2 separate regions of the Homo sapiens genome follow, and region 1 is linked to region 2. A link is an interaction called in ENCODE POLR2A ChIA-PET data of the cell type or tissue named here. Cell type or tissue: IMR-90. All regions are shown on one strand. Links, peaks and the distances in the headings refer to the core of each region. The heading gives the core; the rest is flanking DNA. Region 1 overlaps CDYL (chromodomain Y like). Region 2 has its middle 30 kb from the start of LYRM4-AS1.

Evidence for each region. Peaks named below come from ENCODE experiments on the same cell type or tissue, not always from the same donor. Only the 100,000 strongest peaks of a DNase experiment are listed, where the experiment ranks them.
Region 1: POLR2A ChIA-PET joins it to region 2 with 6 read pairs; 3 of 35 experiments call an interaction of 5 or more read pairs at or near these places.

Annotation. Positions count from the first base shown.
Region 1 is chr6:4,907,005-4,914,797 of GRCh38, reverse strand. The region is part of intron 2 of CDYL (chromodomain Y like); the gene reads right to left. It overlaps LOC105374897 (a long non-coding RNA gene), which reads right to left. Exons shown (of 2, transcript XR_926412.3): 2 at 1-6,095. Among named protein-coding and RNA genes, the nearest start is that of LYRM4-AS1, 93 kb to the left of the region's middle. RefSeq lists a silencer at 7,639-7,688. In IMR-90, for the core only: no CTCF peak of the experiment used is centred there; no DNase peak of the experiment used is centred there.
Region 2 is chr6:4,969,930-4,977,722 of GRCh38, reverse strand. No RefSeq gene overlaps it. Among named protein-coding and RNA genes, the nearest start is that of LYRM4-AS1, 30 kb to the left of the region's middle. RefSeq lists enhancers at 5,094-5,618, 5,619-6,145. In IMR-90, for the core only: no CTCF peak of the experiment used is centred there; a DNase peak (open chromatin) is centred at 3,512; H3K27ac peaks cover 681 bases.

The DNA.
Region 1 (7,793 bases), core at 1,903-6,902, 63 kb after region 2:
ATGCGTGGGCCATGTGTGGGCCCCGTTCTAAGAAACCATGTCACAACCCACCCCAGTCACAAACCCATTCTGCAAACCCTGTGTTCTATGCAAACCAAAGTCAAATGAAAACCAGCTTAATAGCTCAGAATGAAGAATAGGCCCGTGCACAGCTAAAACGCTGGTTACAGCTGGATAAACTATCAATTACAACTGTTCTTGAACTTGCAGGATGGCTGAGGTTGCAAGGCAGCCACACAGCCTGCAATCTGAGGAAAGATGAGCCGCTGCAAGGAAAGCTGGGGCCATGTGGACTGTCTCAACTGCGGCAGAACACAAGAGACAGATAATAGTAAGAAACTCAGCTGAGCTTCTAAAGACCTGCAAGAGGCTGCGTGTGGACTGGCACGACAGCGTAGCAGTTCGCTAATGAGAAAGTGTGGAGGTGAAGCAGGCTTTCAGGCACAGAGGAGAGGACGTGCCACCCCCATGAGAAAAGCACGGAGCCGTACTCTCCTGCCCTGCCCTCTCTCTGGCCTCTGGGGGAAGGGCAGCAAACCCTGTTGATCTACTAGTGCCAAAGGAAGGAGAGTGTGGAAAAAAAAAAAAAAAAGAACTCTTTCACTCCTTGAGCAGAAGAAAAAAATCATGAAACACTTCACCCCCACAGGTGAGACACACAGGGCCTAAGACCAGAACAACCAAAGATTACCCTGTTCCCACCCTCCACTGCAGCCCCTATCCCAGCCTAGCAAGAACCAAGTAAAAATCAACAATAGTCCACTCCTAGGAGAGGAGAAACCATAGAGAGAGCAGTCAGTCCTCTATGACTCAGGCATACATGGTAATAAATTATGTTTCCCAAGGTGAGAAGGTTAGGAGGAGACAGGTAAGAACTTGGGTGGCCAACAGGCTAGACCCGGGCTCCGCCAACAAGGGCTCCTGGCCAAATCTGGGCTGCTTCCTGTTTTTGTGAATAAAGTTTTGTAAGCCACGTTCATTTGTTTACCTGTTGTCTTTGGCTGCTTTCAGGCTACAATAGTGGAGTTAAGTAGTAGTAGAGACCGTCTGGCCTCAAAGTGTAAAATATCTACTAAATGGCTCTTTAAAGGAAAAGCGTGCTGATCCCTAGACTAGACGGTCCTCTTTTGTCCAGTATAACCCTCCTAGTAAGGAAGTATAGAGAGTTCCCTGGAAGGCCGGAAGAAGGTGGAAGTATTTTAAAGCCAAGGGCTGTTGTTTTTAAATCTAAAATTGTTTGCCAGTCATGCAACCAGGCTTTCTGTTATCTGCTTAAAGATGGAAGTATCAACTTTTCCCCAATCCTATAATCACTTTTCAAACAGTTTTAAAACACTACGAGCCACCATTCTCTATGATTTTAGCTTTGGTGATTCTATTGCCACTGCCACACACTTTTTGCTTTTTAACAGAGGCCCTAAATGTATCAGGGCCTCATGCTGTGGAGAGGAGAGAAGCTCAGATTAGCAAATTACCGATGTAATGCTTTAAAAGATGGCACTTAAAACCACCCCTGAAATAAAAAAATTTTAATTAAATAATAAGGAAGAGTGTTAATAAAATTACCCTCATTCAAGAGATTTTCGTTCCTTGGCTCGAATTTCGAGCACTGGGAAGAAAATTCTGAAGACACAATAAGGTCTCTGCCAAGTTAGCTTTGATCCCAGGGAAACAAACTTTTAAGAGTTTAGTAATGCTGGTCTACATCTGCAAGCCACCAGCATTAACAGCCTGGCCTGGACTCTGAGAAAGGCTCTGATGACTTCTGCTAGTCCACCTCACCGGCAAGTCACTCTCCTCAGAGCAGTCAGCAGCTGCTATGGTTTGAACATTTATCCCTTCCAAGACACATCCTGAAATGTAACCCCCAGTGTGGCAGTATTGAGACGAGGGGCCTTTAAGAGGCAATTGGGTCATGGGGGCTCTGCCCTCATGAATGGGTTATCACGGGAGTGCGACTGGTGGCTTCATAAGAAGAGGGGGAGAGTGAGCTGAGCTGGCACATAAGCAGGCTCTGCCCCCTCGCCATGTGATGCCTGGGAACTCAGCAGAGTCCTCACCAGCAAAGAGGCTCCACCAGAGGGGGCCCCTTGATCCTGGACTCCTCAGCATCTATCACTTCAAGAAAGAAAAATTCCTTTTCTTTGTAAATTACGTAGTTTCAGATATTCTCTCACAAATATCTGAAAATGGACTGAGAAGACAATCAAATGTCAAATGTCAATCAGCACACATCATGTTTCCACTTCAATCCCTTCACCATCTGAAAAAAACCCAAACTTCTTACCCTGGCTACAAAGCCCTACGGCGTTCCGCCCCTGCCAGTCAGCAACTGTAAGTGCGCCTTGCTACCTGCTTTTGATGAACAGGGTGCTACTCCTCTCCCAAGGAGCCACTGCAGGGAACAGTGACCCTCCAGGCCACGTGCAGATGATGATGAGCTGGGGTTGTCTACACAAATGAGAAGCGGCCGTGTTATCCTATTACTCCCAGGAAGAATGGGTCAAATCAGATTCACCAAAACCAACGTCAACATTTTTCCTAATGGTCAGGAAAAAAAAAAATTCCCAACTTGGAAACAGGTGAAAGGACCACGTATCTTTTCAACATCATGCTGGGGCACTGGGAGCCACTCCCACCAGGGATCATCTCGTTCTTTATGGCCATGTACCTTCATTTGACTGTTTAGCGCTGTTTAGAGTATTTTACAGCTCCATATGGATGTCAATTTTAGAAAACTGAGAGTGATATAAATCAATGGCATTGCTTAGAGATTGAAATGACACCTGCTCAGGAGAAAAGACAACAGCAAAGGTTAGTATGGCTGCCCTGCAGGCCGTTAACCGGTTTTGTCTCTTTCTCTGAAACTATCCCAGCGTTGTTTCAGTGCCTACACATGGTCTCCTGCATTTTCTTTGACTCAACTTTACTATCTTTTTGATTCCTTCGCTGAGTTAAATGAATACTTGACATGAATGGATTCTGTATTTGTAAGTCATGTTTTTACTTACTGGAAGGTGAAATTTGAAAGTGGATGTCCTGTAACCCCTAAAGGTTTAAAACTAACCTAGGAAGTTATTTAAAGTTAAATAATTTTGAAAATTATAGATTCTTTTCTAATATTTTATTTAAAGCTAAGGGGCGGGGGTTAGAAACACCATGCTCTATGACATGAACTCTGAGGCTTTTAGCTATCCCTAGAACCAATACCAAAAGTGGTTTGTGCCTCTGGCTACAAACCAAGGACCCCCTTTAGCAAACAGTACCATGAATACTGTATCAATTGTGAAGAAAGTGGTGCGGACACATTTTGTTCACTAAACCAGGAAAAACTTTCCTAATGACCTAGGGCAAAACTGTTTTTCAAGTCTCATTACCGTGCACAGTTATACTTCTACGGAGCAACTACTGTGCGCATGTATGTGTGAGAGCACTGTGGATCTGACTCATCAGCACACTCTTATCACATGCCACCAGACAGCTGAAAGCCAAATCTGCAGCCCACCTGCAGTCACCAATGCCACGGCATGCATACCCTGGACTGGACTAACCATAACCCTGGCTTTAATATGTTTTCATTTCAGTTTGTCATGACATCTTCGCTTGGATTTAAAAACAGAACACTATATCCCTGTATTTCCAAACTGTCAACTGCCTTAAAAATCCTTTTTCGGCTGGGCGCAGTGGCTCACGCCTGTAATCCCAGCACTTTGGGAGGCCAAGGCGGGTGGATCACGAGGTCAAGAGATCGAGACCACGGTGAAACCCCGTCTCTACTAAAAAATACAAAAAAAAGATTAGCCGGGCGTGGTGGCAGGCGCCTGTAGTCCCAGCTACTCGGGAGGCTGAGGCAGGAGAATGGCGTGAACCTGGGAGGTGGAGCTTGCAGTGAGCCGAGGTCGTGCCACTGCACTCCAGCCTGGGCGACAGAGAGAGACTCCGTCTTGGGGAAAAAAAAAAAAAAATCCTTTCTCAGGTAAGGTCTAGAGGTGTATAAACCATCAGAAACACTCCACTACCCACTTCATGCCTTCTATCCAAACCATCGCTTCCAACACTGCTGCTTTATAAAAACCCGACTAATCCTTCCAGGCCCACGGAGACACCTTTTCCCTCTTCATAGTTTCTGCAGACCTCAACCAGACATGCTCGCTCCTTGAGCCTTTGAACACAGTCTCTTAAGTTGCTCAGCTGAGAGCACTTACCTGTTGCCTTATGTTATAACCTTTTGTGCAACTGGCTTCTCCCCAGCCCAGCAAGCACTGGCTTTCAGAGGACAAATCAGTCACATGGTCCCATGGGGGTCACCCAGTGAACCTCATGACATGGCACATAGTATGCAGTGTGCTTAATAAATTGGACAGAAGGAAAAGAGCAGAAAGTATGAAGGGAGTTAAAGGCAGAGTACTCATTCATTTATGTGTGCCTCTTCTGGCCATAAAACCACAGACAAGAACTTAATCTGGCAACAAGACAAAGACACAAAAATCAGAGTCACTGTTTAACAAACCTGAGCAAGTGAGCACTGCCTGGTGTTGTTCCAGGTGCTAATGCCGTGAGACTGAGTAAATAAACATATGTGCTGCCTAACTTCCCGCAGCTTAGCTTAGGTAAAGAAACCAACACATTAAGCATGCAACTAGAACTGTGGCTGAGCGCTATGTTTTAGATGGAGGGGGAAAATCGGGGAGTCTTCTCCCAGGAAGTGCCGTCTGTGCTGAGGCCAGAAGGATAAGAGGTCAACCAGATTAAAAAAAAAAAAGGTATGTGTGTATATGTATATATATGAATACATGTGCAAAACAGGAGGAAAGAAATTGGCCAATTCCAGAAAGTGGAGGGAGCCTAGCATATTGGAAGCCCAGTAAGCAATGAAAGGCCAGCCCCAAAGGGTCCTGTAGGCCACAGTAAGAAGTATGAAATTTGGCCAGGTGCGGTGGCTCATGCCTGTAATCCCAGCACTTTGGGAGGCCGAGAAGGCAGATCACAAGATCAGGAGATCGAGATCATCCTGGCTAACACGGTGAAACCCCATCTCTACTAAAAATAAAAAAAAAAAAATAGCCAGGCGTGGTGGTGGGAGCCTGTAGTCCCAGCTAAATCGGGAGGCTGAGGCAGGAGAATGGCATGAAGACGGGAGGCGGAGCTTGTAGCAAGCTGAGATGGTGCTACTGCACTCCAGCTTGGGCAACAGAGGGAGACTCCGTCTCAAAAACAAACAAAAAAAAGTATGAATTTTATCTCAAGTACACCAGAAAGCGAAGACACACCCTTAAGCAGGGCAGTAATATATGACTTACATCTATAAAAAATCCTCCTGGTGTGTGAGAAATGGATTGGAAAAAGGCAATAAAGACTGATGTCAATTGCTTGGACAAGGTGGTGGCAATGGTGAGCAGCAGAGCTGATAATAAGGATGCAGGAAAGGGGAGGGCATGGCTTTCGGCTGGAGCTACTGAATAGCTGGAGGTAGCACTTACGGACGCCGGAAAGCCTGGACACAGCAGCCCTTCCCTGATTCCTCACATGGAGGGAGTCAGTAATTACCCTAGTGTTTACAATAAGTTTAATACAGGGCTTAGTAATGACATGATAAATGTATCTTCTCTCCAACACACTTGCTTCTCCTTTCTTTCTGGATGAGTTCCTTTAAAAGACTGCCCTCATTCTCACAGAGCAACAAAACCAAAGGCGTCAGGTGAAATACAGAGAACACCATCTTATGACCTGGGGCCCCCCAAGGCACGGTGTGTCTATGACTGTGACCACTTGCTCATGCATATTTTGTACACTCCTGTACACGAACATGGAAACTTTTAAATCCCACGTCTAGTCTAAGCATAGAACCTTTTGTGGCTTAACCAGGTAAGCAGAACGCAGCGAAGAACGGAGCCTCTCAACAGACAGGCAGAATGTGACCATGCACAGGAGAGGTGACCTCCAGTGAGGAAGTGCCACGGTATGGATGAAGGGGCACAGCATTTCCACCTGGGGATGTGAGAAGCTGCAGGGCAGAGGATGCATAGCAGGTCAGGAGGTCAAAGGACTGCCTGTGGGCTACTGGTTCTCCTGGATCAGAATTTAAAGTTCCATTTCTGCAGGATGGAGGGGAGAAAATGGGGAAAGAGAGACGTAAGCTCAGAGGTGACGTATGATCTTGTAAGTACTATTTAAAAGTAGAAGCATTTATGCTTAAAAAACAGACCCTGGAAGCTTGGAGAGCCAAGGATATAGGTTGCCTGTGGGGGGCAGGAGGAGAGGGTTCTGAGGAGGTATTTTCAATAAGTAGCTAGCTTAATCTGCAAAGCTAAAGGCTGAGCAAACTACAGTGAAATTAGATACTTCCTTAAGCAAATTTCTAAAACAAACCTCCAGCTTCAGCCCAGATCAGTGTTTCTCAAACTAGGGCCCAAGGACATACCACCTATCCATCTATGAAACACCAATGCCTAAATCCTGTGCTCGCACCCTCTGATCATCTACACGGCCTGGATGGCCTGCCCGGTTCCGGACCCTTTCCCATCAGGTTAACCAGGTGCTGCCAAGGATCACCCATAGCTATGGTTCTGAATGGCTCCCAGGACAATCACTGAGGGACCACACCCATCTCTGCAAGGGAATGCCTGGGTACTTACAAAGCTGCCAGGAGAAACAAGAACTTGTCATGCAGTGTTCCTCTAACTAGGGTGCTAGAATTTTCCATGTGTTTGGCATTTCAGGGGTCCACACCAAGTACATTGAGGAATGACAGCCCATGAGCCCCCTGACAGCAAGGAGGGGCTTTTATGTGTCTCTTTCCTTATGGGCACCAAGTGGGGTGGTAGAGAACACGGAGCTCAAGGGGGGCCAAACTGTGGAACTGATGGTTCTGTCTAACAGAGACGTTTAGGACATGCTGAAGAGCAAAGGATCAAGGGAGAGCATCTAACTGAACACACCATGTTCTAGAGGAGGGCAAAAGCTACTCAAAATCCAAGACAGGAAGCTGACCTCACCATAACAGCAACCTAAAAGCCACAATGTGCTAAGTTTTATAAATACAGTAACAAAAACTATATAGTAATTTTGAAATCCGGTTTTGCGATCAGTTTTGAGCATCCGAGAATACTTAAAAACCGTATTAGAGGCTGGACATGGTGGCTCATGCCTATTACAGGCACTTTGGGAGGCTGATGCTGGAAGATTGCTTGAGCTCAGGAGTTCAAGACTAGCCTGGGCAAAACCCCATCTTTTGTAGAGATGGTGAAACCCCATCCCTACAAAAAATACAAAAATTAGTGAGGCGTGGTGGTGCACGCCTGCAGTCCCGGCTACTTGGAAAGCTGAGGTGGATCACCTGAGCCTGGGAGGGGGAGACGGCAGTGAGCTGAGATGGCACCAGCCACTGTACTCCAGCCTGGATGAGACGGAGCCGGACCCTGTCTCAGAAAAAAAGAAAACACACAAAAACCCACAAAAAAGCTGTATTAGAGCAAAACTCTGACAGTCAGCTTTTCTTCCAATCCTTCCATAACTCATGGAAATGCAGGCTAAAACTGCAGCAGGGTGGTCTGTTTTCCCCCCATCTCCCCTTTCTGTAGGAGGACAACCTGGTAACCCACTGGCCCTACAGTGATCCAGCTCTTGGGGTGCACCCCTGACTCACTTGAGCTCAGAGTAGCAGCAGTTTCTAATGTTACACAGTAATGTGCAACTCTGAAGATTGTGGCGAGGTGCCACCCCAGGCTGTCACAGCGTTACACAGACTCTATAATCAAGAAAACCCAGTGTGGAACTGCTTATTACATGCACAT
Region 2 (7,793 bases), core at 1,491-6,490:
GAAGTCCTACCCAGGGCAATCAGACAAGAGAAATAAATAAAGGGCATCCAACTTGGAAAAGAGGAAGTCAAACTGTCACTGCTTCCTGATGATATGATCGTATACCTAGAACACCCTAAAGACTCTTCCAAAAAACTCCTAGATCTGATAAATGAATTCAGTAAAGTTTCACGATACAAAATTCATGTACACAAATCAGTAGCTCTGCTATACACCAACAATGACCAAGCTGAGACTCAATCAAGAACTCAATCCCTTTTACAACAGCTGCAAAAAATTAAAATAATAATAATAAAATACTTAGGAAAATACTTAACCAAGGAGGTGAAAGATCTCTACTAGGAAAACTACAAGGCACTACTGAAAGAAATCATAGATGACACAATCAAATGGAAACACATCCCATGCTCATGGATGGGTAGAATCAATATTGTGAAGATGACCATACTGCCCAAAGCAATTATAGATTCAATGCAATTCCCATCAAAATACTATCATCATTCTTCACAGAACTAGAAAAAACAATCCCACAATTCATATGGAACCAAAAAAAGTACACATAGCCAAAGCAACACCAAGCAAAAGGAAGAAAGCCAGAGGGATCACATTAGCTGACTTCAAATTATACTACAAGACTATAATCACCAAAACAGCATGGTACTGGAATAAAAATAGGCAGATAAACCAATGAAACAGAATAGAGAACACAGAAATAAAGCCAAATACTTACAGTCAACTGATCTTTGACAAAGCATACAAAAACATAAAGTGGAGAAAGGATACTCTATTCAATAAATGGTGCTGAGAAAACTGGCAAGCCACATGTAGAAGAATGAAACAGGATCCTCATCTCTCACCTTATACAAAAATCAACTCAAGATGGATCAAACACTTAAATCTAAGACCTGAAGACATAAAAATTCTAGAAGATCATATTGGAAAGGCTCTTCTAGACATTGGATTAAGAAAAGAATTCATGACTAAAAACCCAAAAACAAATGCAACAAAAACAAAAATAAATAAATGGGACCTAATTAAACTAAAAGGCTTCTGCACAGCAAAAGAAGTAATCAGCACAGTAAACAGACAACCCACACAGAGTGGGGAGAAAATATTCTCAAATGATGTATCTGTCAAAGGATAAATATCCAGAATCTACAAGGAACTCAAACAAATCAGCAAAAGAAAAACAAATAATCCCATCAAAAAGTGGGCAAAGGACGTGAAGAGACAATTCTCAAAAGAAGATATACAAATAGCCAACGAACATATGAAAAAATGCTCAACATTGGCGGGCGCCTGTAGTCCCAGCTACTCGGGAGGCTGAGGCAGGAGAATGGCGTGAACCCAGGAGGCGGAGCTTGCAGCGAGCCGAGATCTTGCCACTGCACTCTAGCCTGGGCGACAGAGCGAGACTCCGTCTCAAAAAATAAATAAATAAATAAATAAAAGAAAAAAGAAAAAATGCTCAACATCACTAATTATCAGGGAAATGCAAATTAAAACCACAATGAGATACCACCTTACTCTGCAAGAATGGCCATAATTAAAAAATTCAAAAACAATAGATGTTGGCATGGATGTGGTGAAAAGGGAACACTTTTACGCTGCTGGTGAAACTGTAAACTAGTACAACCACTGTGGAAAACAGTGTGGAGAGTCCTTAAAGAAGTAAAAGTAGAACTACCATTCAATCCAGCAATCCCATTCCTGGGTGTCTACCCAAAGGAAAAGAAGTCATTATACAAAAAAGACACTTGCACACACATGTTTATAGCAGCACAATTCACAACTGCAAAAACACAGAACCAACCTAAATGCCCATCAGCCAATGAATGAATAAAGAAAATGTGGTATATTTACAACGTGGAATACTACTCAAATGTAAAACTAAATGAAATAATGGCCTTTGCAGCAACTTGGATGGAACCGGAGGTTATTATTCTAAGTGAACTAACTCAGGAATGGAAAGCCAAATATCATATGTTCTCACTTACAAGTGGGAACTAAATCATGTGGACGAAAAGGCCTAAGAATGATGTAATGGACTCCAGGGGGAGTCCAGGGAGGAAGGGTGGGAGGGGGATGAGGAATAAAAGACCACATATTGTGTTCAGTGCACACTGCTTGGGTGATGGGTTCACCAAAATCTCAGAAATCACCACTAAAGAACTTATCCATGTAACTGAAAACCACTGGTTCCCCAAAAAACTATTGAAATAAAATAAAACTTTTATTTTTATTTTTAGAAAAAGAAAGGTGCGTGCTAGGAGGAAGGCGCCAGATTAAAGGCGTGTGAAGGGGCTGGCAGGCTGGGCTCGGAGGGGGAATGGGGCCTCCAGCTCTCAGCAGGGCAACAGTGGAACCACCTGGATGGCGGGACAGAGAGGAGCTCACAGCTCGTCCTGGACCCCATCCCCAGAAGAAAATGTCCCACCTGCTCCTTCCAAGACCACCTGGATGGCGGGACAGAGAGGAGCTCACAGCTCGTCCCGGACCCCATCCCCAAAACAAAATGTCCCACCTGCTCCTTCCAAGATGCAGGGGGGCTTTGTGCACAGGGCTTTGTGGGCTCTGTAGGAGTAAAGGTACCGAGTTTTTGCACCTCCCTGGAAATTCTCTGATAACTGCCACTGTATGCCCTGGTGTCAGCCGTCACCAGCCAGGATGAAGACTCGTGCCCCAGGCCAGGTCCCAAACAAGCTTGTGGCTAAAGGAATTTCACATATCTTTAGTCTCTCTCTCTCTGTCTAAAGTAAAGGGAAGAAGAGAGGCCCTTTGAAATATCTAGAAATATCTGAGCTAAATGTATGGGTAAAAATTCCTTTCACAAAATGCTATTTTTCAAAAGGAAGCAGGGTGTCTATTTTCACCAAGATGGATATTTCACAGCACTTTGGGATGTTCATAAACACTTTCTTGCCTTCATTTAGCCCAGGAAGCTGAAAAAGAGACAGAACTGAATGAATTTGCCTTGCTTATTCTTCCCTGAAAGATGGCAGACAGCAAGTTGCTGCTTGGCATAAACCCAAGACCTGCGTGATTAAATAATATATAACCATGGGGAGCCAGCAGGCACATGAATTGGTTTTCTAACAAGTGCACTTTCGGCCAAGAGGGTTAGCTGAGGTGCCTGCTCCCTGTCTCAGCCAGACCAGCAGCCTCGGGGCTTCCAAATACAGCCACTGTCTGCCCCAGGCGTATTCAAGATGGAAAAAAAAATGCACATTTAAAGGAGTCCAAATCTTATGTAAAAACAAGTCCACAGGTCCAGCTGGAATGGTCCTTCCAAAGAGGGAAAACACCAATTTAAATATTTGATTTGTATCCAAATCCATTTCATCAAAGACCTGGCACCCAGAACAGTCTGCCGACCCATCTGAGAAAGAATACAGACATTTCTGGTGTCCCTGAAAAGTAGCCTCAGCTCCCCAGGCCACCGGAGCCAAGAGCCAGAACCGGCTCTGAGTTTGGGGCATCAGATTACCCAGCCCCAGGATTACACACAGGCAAGTCCGGCTGAAACCGGAGCTGCCCCAACGCTTGCTTTATGCTGGCTTTGGGGCTTGAGCTTCCTCAGTCACAGCCAAACAGGGCCTGAGGCTGGGAGCTGGTGGGCTGGGAGCTGGGGCCTCCTGGAGAGCTGGGTCCAGCCCCTCGGTTCCAGCTTCCCTGTGCTTTCTGCCACTCTCCCTGGATCCTTCAGCGGCAGATTTTCGAGTGGTCCGGCCAAAGCCCAAGACAGTCACTGAATAATCGGCTGCAGTTTGCAAAGCCATTCCGTTTTGCAACTGCTGTTTTCATTCAGAATTTTCTGGAATTCCAATCCTCCCCCACCACCCTCCATGGTAGGTTTGTTTTTTTTTTTAAGTCTTCACACTTGGAAGGCACTTGGGCCTCTGAGGTGAGGACATGGGAAGGACTCGGATCTGCCTCCCCACTTTGGAAGGACACCCAAGACACAAAGGGACCGAAGGGAGGGCAAGATGGAGCATCCCAGCTGCTTCTGGGAAAAGACCAGGCCATAGAAATGGGAGAGCAGGGAGCACCCCACATCACAGCACTGCTCGACACTCGGCTATCCACCTCGAAAGCAAGATGCCGATCATCAAAAAGCAGAGCACGAGAAACAACCAAGTCATCAGACAGACAAATCTCCCTCCCTACCACGCCTGGCGCACAGTGGGTGCCCAGTCAATGTCAGTTCAGTCGAACTGTTTGTTGACAAGATCGCCTCACTGAGTACCAACTTCCTAACTCTCTTTTCGCCCGTTGGAAAGGTCAAGTTATTTGTACTTCATGGACTGTTCCGAGCAACTCTTCTGACACTTTTTAAAAAACAGCTTTGCTGATCAAGACCATTAGGGATATTTTGTCTCAAATATTCAAAAAATGCATGTCAAGGGGGAAAACTAACTCCATAGAAATCTTTCTTTAAAACAATTTATTTACCCATTATTTATTTATTTGAGACAGAGTCTCGCTCTGTCACCCAGGCTGGAGTGCAGTGGTGTGATCTCAGCTCTCTGCAACCTCCACCTCCCGGGTTCAAGCAATTCTCCTGCCTCAGCCTCCGAGTAGCTGGGATTATAGGTGTGCATCACCACATCCAGCTAACTTTTTGTATTTTTAGTAGAGACGGGGTTTCACTGTGTTGGCCAGGCTGGTCTTGAACTCCTGACCTCAAGTGATCCACCCACCTCGGCCTCCCAGAGTGCTGGGATTACAGGCATGAGCCACCACACCTGGCCTAACAATTTATTTATTTAAATTGTGGTAAAATACAGCGGAAAATGTACCATCTTAACTATATTTATTTTTATTTTTTTGAGAAAGTCTTCCTCTGTTGGCCCAGCTGAAGTGCAGTGGCACTATCTCAGCTCAAGCAATCCTTCCACCTCCGTTTCCTGAGTAGCTGGGACTACAGGTGCACGCCACCATGCCCAAAAATGTTTTGTGTTTTTAGTAGATACGGGGTTTCAGCATGTTGCCCAGGCTGGCTTGAACTCCTGGGCTCAAGCAATCCACCCACCTTGGCCTCCCACCGTGTACCATCTTAACCATTTTTCAGTGTGCATTTCAACAGTGTTAAGTGCCTTCACACTGCTGTGCAGCCGTCGCCACTATCCATCTCCAGGTCCTTTCCATCGTCCCAAACTGAAATTCTGTCCCATTAAACACTCACTTCTCACTCCTCCTCTCCCCGTCCCCTGGCAACCCCCGTTTGTCTCTGTGAAATTCACTACTCTAGGAACCTCACGTAAGTGCAAAAAATTGTTTTTTTAATTTAGAAAATATCTTGTGGCTAACGAGAGAATTATCAGCTGAATCCACAGATTTGACATTTCTGTTCCATGAAGCCACAGTGACACAAGCTCTGGTGTTCCAGGGTGAACAGTTCTTCCCTTGGTCACTATTCCTGAGGGAGTGACAGTCAGGATGCATCAGGGTTTGACACAGTCTCTGGGCAGGCTCCATGCTCTCCTGGAGATTTAACTCAGTGTGCTTGATGTGGGCCAACCTGGACCCCAGGTGGACACGCATGCTCGGCCAGTGGCTCTGTGACCCTACCTTTCATCCCTTCCCTCCCTCATTCCACGCTTCCCTCAGCCTGTGCCCTGCTCAAGTCCCTCCTGAGCCTGGAGACTCCTTCTCCATCCAGCTCCTGCCCACGGTCAGCTCCTGGGCTGCCCCATGTCCCCCCCACTCCCTCCAGGCCTGCAGCTGGCTCCTTTCACTCCCTCCAGGCCTGCAGCCGGCTCCTTTCACTCCCTCCAGGCCTGCAGCCGGCTCCTTTCCTCTTCTCTCCCCTTGTTTGTATCGAGCCCATCAATGACTTCCCAATGCCAAGTCCAGCAGGCCTGTTATAGGCTGAATTATGTCCCCCCAAAATTCACTGTTGAAGTCCTAACCTCTAGCGTCTCAGAATGTGACTGTATTTGGAGATAGGCTCCTTACAGAGGTGATTAAGTTAGGGTGAGGCTATCAGAGTGGCCCCTAATCCAGTAGAATTGGTGTCCTCATAAGAAGAGGAAATTTGGACATAGACAACACACAGGAGATTGAGACCATCCTGGCCAACATGGCGAAACCCCATCTCTACTAAAAATACAAAAATTAGCTGGGTGTGCTGGCGCGTGCCTGTAATCCCAGCTACTCAGGAGGCTGAGGCATGAGAATCACTTGAACCCGGGAGGTGGAGGTTTCAGTGTGCCTAGATTGCACCACTGCATTCCAGCCTGAGTGACAGAGTGAGACTCTGTCTCAAAATATATATATATACATATATATATATAGGGAGAGAGAGAGAGACAGAGAGAGAAGTGTAATATATATACAGAAAAACTACCAACCCTGAGTACACCTTGATGAATTGTCACAAAGTAGGCACACCTGGGACACCAGACCCGAATCAAGAAAGAGAATATTACCAGAGCCTCCCTCCCTACAAGCACCATTCCCCGAAGCACATCCCGAGTGAGTGTGTGAGGACACAGCAGGAAGGTGGCCATCTGTGAGCCAACAGAGAGGCTTCGGGAGGAACCAGCCCTGCCCACCCTTTGATCTTGGACTCCCAGCCTCCAGAACTGTGAGAGAAAATGTCTGTTGTTGAAGCCCCCGGTCTGTGATACTTTGTTATGGCAGCACACAAACAAACAAATACCAGGCTCCTTCTGGTCCTTGTCCTCCTTGTCCTCCCCTTTCCCTCTGCTTGCCCCCTGGGTGCTGCTGCTCTGAGATGACCCCTCCTCGCTGTGCCTGGCATTCCTCTCTCACAGTCCTGGCATCACTCACACACCCTTCCCGAGCCTCAGCTGGGTGTGCCAACTGCTTGCCAGACATTCGCTTAAGACAGCTCCACAGGCCAAGTCGAATCCAAGATCTTGGAGAGGCCAAGATCTCCAAGTCAGCCAGGTCAAAACAGAATGAGTGGCCCTCTTCTGCCATACCCAATTTCTTCTTGTTTCCAGTGTCACTGGCTCCTCTTTCCTTCAACCGTAACCAATCAAACACCGCGTCCTGATGATTTTACTTCAAAGGCATTTAACAAAATCCCTTCAGTGATTCCCTGTCACAGGACGAGATTGCAGCTCATCAATCTGGTAGACAAGGCCCCCCTCCAGTGCCCCACCACTCCGTGCCCCACAGCCCGGCTCCTGGAGGGCTACGCTGTCTCAAGGCTCTGGGACGTTCTTGGACTGTGCCTGGTCTGCAACACATTCTCGTTTTTCTTTTTCTTTTTCTTTTTTTTTTTACCATATCCTCTCTCAAACTGTTTATCCTCTAAGACTCAGCTTGGGCATGACCTCCTCCAAGAAGGCACCCCTGAATTCCCGGGCTGTGTTGAGTGCCCCTTCTTGATAGTTCCAACACATCTAGGGTGCCCTCATCATCATCATCATCATCACCAGGGTCTTGCCATCATCAGTACAGTTTATACAGCAAAATCATGTACTGAGCAATGGTCGTGTTGGGCACGTGTTTAATCTCATTTGACCCTTAAAACAACCCTGTGGAGGAGGTACTACCTTATCCTCAGTTCACAGATGAGGATACTGAGGCGCAGAGAAGTTAAGCCACTTGTCCAGGGTCATAGTCTATTATAGCATTATTCATCCTTTGTATCATGACCTCATCTTCTAATCTCCTCCTCCTTTGTACTGCCTGCTATGGTCTGAATGTATGTGGTCCCCCACCGAAACTCATGTGTTGAAACCTAATCATCCATGTGATAGTATTAGGAGGTGGGGTCTTTGAGAGGTGTTTAGGTCATGAGTGTGGACACCTCATGA